2 separate regions of the Homo sapiens genome follow, and region 1 is linked to region 2. Evidence: read pairs that join two places in POLR2A ChIA-PET (ENCODE). Cell type or tissue: MCF 10A. All regions are shown on one strand. Each heading gives the region's core, and the rest is flanking DNA. Links, peaks and the distances in the headings are about the cores only. Region 1 overlaps BACH2 (BACH transcriptional regulator 2). Region 2 overlaps BACH2 (BACH transcriptional regulator 2).

Region 1 (2,804 bases), core at 76-2,575, 290 kb after region 2:
AATAGATGCTGTGTAGGAGGGACGCAGCTCAGTGGATTGTAGTCTGCACCAGTATTTTCCTTTCTGCATTCAGGGAGGATTTGCTTTTCAGCCACATTTCCCTCAAACACAGCCCCGACAGGAGATGCTTAGCGCAGAGATTTCTAAACGATGAAATGATCTGAGTTTGGCTCCTTAATCATAATGAAACTAAAAACAGTAAGATGAGAAAACAACAGGGGGATCATCATTCCTACAAAAAACAACTTTATACTTGGGCAAAATCAAGAGATTAAAAAAAAAAAGCTCAAACTAACATTTTCCAACCTTTCACTAAGAGCAAGGGCTAAAACCACATGTTTTGAAGGTCTTGCACTGTGTTATTATTAGAAGTCACAATTCTATTGATACTGATGAGTCATTCGTATCGGCGGAAACCAAGAACTTCCATCAACATCATGTTACACACAGTCACTGTGGCTTTTCTTTATTACTGGTCAAAGCTGCTTCAGAATGCTTATTGAAACTTAAGAAAAAGAAGGCAAACTCCTCAAGGGTGTGCAAAGCTTTCCCTTCCCCAGCTGATCTTACTTTAATCATCCTTTTTCAAGACAGTTTATGATGATTGGATCAACTTGTATCTACAAAAGGAAGTTTATTTAGAAGCCTCAGAAAAGCAACATTTCACACTTTCCGATGAAAATAAGCAAAACTGAACTCTGAAAACAAACAGTGAAACCATCTCTGAAAATACATGCTAGCTTTAAAATGACCTGAGGTCAAGTTTTTTGTTTTGTTTTTTAACCTCAATAACAGGGAACGGATATAAACAAAAGCTGTCATCACTTAGGGACTTCAGCCACATAAAACAATGTCAGGCTAGTCACTTGCACCCTCGCCCCTGCTTCCCTACTCAGGACACACTGCTTTGCACTGAGGGAGAAGTGGGTCAGGTTTCAGTTACGCCAAGAAAGCCTAACTAAGTTAAAGGTTTATGAAAACTCTTTCTGATCTTAGTAGGAAATAACAGCACATTCCCTTTTCATTTATTATCAGCCCCTTTTGCCTCTCCCCTTAAATATTCCCAGAAAAATAAAGTGAAGCAAAAAAAAAGTTTTCCTGAGGCATATCCAGAAATGCTATGAATCTTTATGCAGTCCCTACAAAGGTAGAAATTTGTCCAATTTTCTCCCCTGCAACCAGAAGGCTGTGTCTGGCTGCTGGCAGGAGAAGAGGACCCAGCTCAGCAGTGACCACAGATCTGAAAATAGCCTCCCAGTAGCTAACCAGCCCAGCAGCCCGGAGCTCTCCAAGGGCGGTGCTGGTACTATGGGCAGTTTACAGTGCGGCCAGCTGAGTGCTACAACAGCTGCATGAGTCAGCAAGCACTGCTGGTAGGAAAGTGCTGACATGCTAAATTACTCTCGTGTACTTGAGATGCACACACCTACCTGGCAAAAACAAAAACAGGGTACATGCAAATTAGCAAACGGGAACCTCTCTACGCTTGCAGTTTCTATTTTCCAAGGTTAGACCAAAAATATAAATAATCTATGCCACTGCTCAAAAAGAAGTAACAACTAATAATAATTAATCATGGTAATAAACAACTCACTCTTAGTGTTGCTATGTGTGGAACAGCTGCACTGAAATCTCACGAGCCAGTTAATTTTAACTGGTTTTAATTTTAACTAGATTTAACTGCTTTTCCTCCCTTCTGAAAAATCAAAATAGTTACCATATCGACCACAAGAACTGGTAACAGACAAGCACAGTTCCTGTTTTTCAGAGGGGACTTACTTTCAAACCCACAATATCAACACGCTTAACATAAGTGGAAATTTAAAATGTACTGTTTAATGTGGGAAATTTAAAACCTGTATGCTAATTGAGATCTCATGTGCCAGGCTTTGTCTGACAATGCCTCTCATTCATCTATGTTCTCTCGTTTTATACGGGACCTAAAAATCTGCAGGAACACTGGTTGTCTGGAACTGAGAATACATTTTCCCACAGAAATAGGGCCAGGCCAATGAGCTAGGATTCCTTGATAGTCCGTGAAAATGTCTTGAACTTAAAATATGAGAGGTTAAATTTATAATCTAAAAAGAAAATGATACTACAATGATAGTTCCAAAACCATTTAAAAGAAAATACTCTTGATTAACTGTGTTTGAGGAAATGTCTAACTACAGGAGGATGAAGGGACACAGTCTTCCAAGTGACACTTTCAGACTTCAACTTTAGGGTCATTCTGGTTCTCTAACATGGTTTCAATTGATAGTTTCATTTAAAATGCATAGAATTCTCTTACTTTGGCATAAAGTATTGTTAGAAAAAAAATCTTTATACTTACCGGTTTTAAGTACTGTTTTGTTCTCCAAAAAAAAAATTGAGACTTGGAAAACAAAAAAGGAGGAGAAACAAGTACAAAGAGGGGGTACTAGAGAGAGGGAAACAAATTAAGTCTGGAACAAAGAAAGACACGGAGGTATAACTAAACTGCAAAAACAAAGGAGAGGTAGGAACTAGAGGGCAGTTCCCCGCTAGACAGTGTGTTCCCAGAGAAAGAGGACTCTTCATCATACCCAGCTCTGGAGGTGACAGTGAAGTCCTGCAAGACAGTTCCACAGACTGGCACTAGATGGAGCCATCAACTCAACATAGCATGGTTGCTGGAGAAGGGTATGGTGGGGGAGAGGTGGGACTGAAGGGCGTTGACTCTACAGCCAGGTATTTACCTGCCAACAACTCTATCTAAAATAAGTATAGTTTAATTAATCAACCAACTCTCCTAATGTCCAGATGTCACCACCATGCTGACA
Region 2 (2,804 bases), core at 190-2,689:
TTGGCCAACTTTTGGCCTTGCTTGGGAACAGCTGCCAGTATTTCTCTTTGCTGCCAGTCAGTCAAAAATGTGCTCACGTTGGAGGCCTGGCTCCATCCCACCCAGGGTGTGGAATGCATTAACTTTTTCACAAACAGCCTTCGCCAGGCTGCACACGAAAGTCCATCTCAGCAAAGCTCACCGCATTACTAGCTGGCTTGGAGGTGATGCCAATGTCAGTTACAGAGACTGTCAACATATTTTAGGAGTCTATGGCAAAGTGATGAATTTTACTATGTGTACCAAATTAATGGCAAAAAAGAACACTTCCGAGATCCTAGGAAACCAAAAGTGTTATTATTTAATTGCTTCTCCACTCCTCAAAGCAAAACAAGCCAATTCTTTTCTAGCCTGCAATTTGGTTCAGAACCCAAACAAACAAGAAAATAAAAGTATTAACTGATTAGTGCCCACAATTTTATTCTATTTTCTTTGTGCTTTTAAGAACAGCCTTCTTTCTTTTTTCCCTTTTTTTTTTTAACTGACCACCATGCATCACTCCAATGCCTGGGTATGATCCATTTTATTAAAAAATTCCTGAATCAATTTCCTGGCTTACAGCTTATCCAACCAAGATTCCAGGTGTTCTCACCATAAGAAGGGCCTCTTTCAAAAGCTGTCTGCTTTTATAACTGCACACCCACCAGAAATGTCATGAACACCCCAACAATGGAGTTGAAACCTGAAGACATTGGGTGACATTCCAAATTTTTGAATGGAATGCGAATCCATTAAGATTATTAGGTAACTTTATTGATATCCTCAGATTTGTGCCAAATGTTAAAGCTGCCAAAGAAAAGACAGAACAAAAACTGACTCTTGGATTCTAACTCTGAGTATTTTGGTGTGGAAACTGTGTTTTCTTGTAACTCACTTAAAAAACACACCGTGCTTTCACTGTTTAACTGCAATCTCAGTTTTCAGGAAGCAAGAGAAATGAGATACATAATCAATGTTTGCCTTCTATTCAGCTTTCAGCCTAAATGATCCTGCACTTGTATTGGCAAATGAGGACAGGTATTAACAGCGAACAGGAAACCTATTCTAAGAAGGACTGGCTCAAGTGAAGCACCACTGCATCGTGAGTGACTCAACCATCTACTCAAAGAGTGATTACTCTGCAAGGATGAAGCCATGCTAATTGGACAATGGCTTGCTGCCAGTTCGTGCTGGCGTGACCTACAATACCCTTGGCTGACAGCCATGATGTCTCTTTGTCACACCTTTTTTTTTTTTTTTCCAAGGGTGTAGGGTGTAATCTGGATGGGAAGTAGAAATAATTTTGAAAAACTCTCACAAGTGCTATTTAAATTCTTATCATAAATTAAAAAGTTTAATTAAGTACCTTGGTAAAGGCCCGGGTTCTATGATTAACTACGACAAAATAATAGTTATGATGACTGATCAAGTGAGGAACTTTATAGCTCTGAACTTTGTCTTTAAAGCTATTATTAATTTTAATTGAAATAGCTAAGAGACTCCATAATGGGAGAAAGAAAGAAACATGAAGGATATTTTGTTCATATACAGAGGAGTTTAAAAATGAATAGATACGCCGGTAACTATTTTAAAAAAATTGATGCAAACAAGTTTACTTTCAGAGGCCTTGTCATAAATCTATTTCAAAATGTTGATTATTGTGGTCATCCTACATCAGATAGGGATAAATAGACATAGTGAAAAGAAATCTTAAAAACGGCTTTGAAATCAGGTCACTTAAAATGATTTTTAGATATGTCTTAGGTTTTTGTCTACTCAACTCCTACTACTATGCCAAAAGAGGAACACATTTCTGCATAAGTTTCTTTAAATAGGCTTACTGGCCTCAGGATTTAAAAAATGTAAGAGGTTTGGAAACAGCTTATGTGTCTCAGTTTTAAAATTAGCTATTGCTGTGGCTATTTTCACACTAGATTTCCCTCCCTCTGTATCAGCACCACAGCCTCCAGGGCTGGAGTCACAATAGTATTAGCTCCCCTTTCTGTGGCGCTGCCTTACCGCAACTCCATCCGAGACTGAGGACCACATTTCAGGGCTAGCAGTCACCTCTGCGTTACTATAAATAAGTTCTGCCTTTAGGCATTTCAAAATTATCAGTATGATTCTAGGACTTGAAAACTTCTCATTTGCCAGCAAGTAGTTACCTGAAATATTTTGACTTCTTATTTATTTGCTTTTTTTTCATCTGCTGCCAAGTCTTACTAACGCAACTTGGAAAATTGCACCACAGCTTTTAATGAGGATTCTGAGGTAACAGCCATTTCATCAGAGAAGACTGTTCTTTCCTTTTAGGGGAATAATAACACCTACTGTTTCTATAGCACCATCCTTCCAAGAAGTTTAACACATCACATTTCATTTATCTGAACAGCGGCCCTGCAAGTCAAACTGGTAACTAGCATTGTTACTCCTTGTACACTCATATTGAAATTGAGGTCATTAAATGTGAACTAATTTTCTCAAAATCTTAACACCTTCTGACATGGTTAAAGAGCCATGATCCGCCTATGTTCTAGGTGATCAGATAGCCCAGAAGTCTCTTTCCGCTCTTTAGCTGTCATCTCCTGTGAATGCCTGTAAGGAAGGCCCTTTCTGAAAAGTCAGGGAAAAGTCATAAAAGTGGGAGAACTGAGCTTGTGCCTCTTCTGGAGTCCTGTGGTTCTCTCCCTTCCTGGCCAGTTTGCCTCCCATCTTTATGGCTTTTCCCTACCTCTCAATCCAAACATCCCTCCACTCTTCCTGACCAACAGGATTTTTTCTCTCTT

Evidence for each region. ChIA-PET counts read pairs that join two places held together with the same protein. Peaks named below come from ENCODE experiments on the same cell type or tissue, not always from the same donor. Only the 100,000 strongest peaks of a DNase experiment are listed, where the experiment ranks them.
Region 1: POLR2A ChIA-PET joins it to region 2 with 20 read pairs; 3 of 35 experiments call an interaction of 5 or more read pairs at or near these places.

What each region holds. Positions count from the first base shown.
Region 1 is chr6:90,284,462-90,287,265 of GRCh38, forward strand. The region is part of intron 1 of BACH2 (BACH transcriptional regulator 2); the gene reads right to left. Among named protein-coding and RNA genes, the nearest start is that of BACH2, 11 kb to the right of the region's middle. RefSeq lists an enhancer at 1,085-1,585. In MCF 10A, for the core only: no CTCF peak of the experiment used is centred there; DNase peaks (open chromatin) are centred at 420 and 1,330.
Region 2 is chr6:89,998,186-90,000,989 of GRCh38, forward strand. All of the region lies in intron 6 of BACH2 (BACH transcriptional regulator 2), which reads right to left. Among named protein-coding and RNA genes, the nearest start is that of GJA10, 110 kb to the left of the region's middle. In MCF 10A, for the core only: no CTCF peak of the experiment used is centred there; DNase peaks (open chromatin) are centred at 1,196 and 2,246.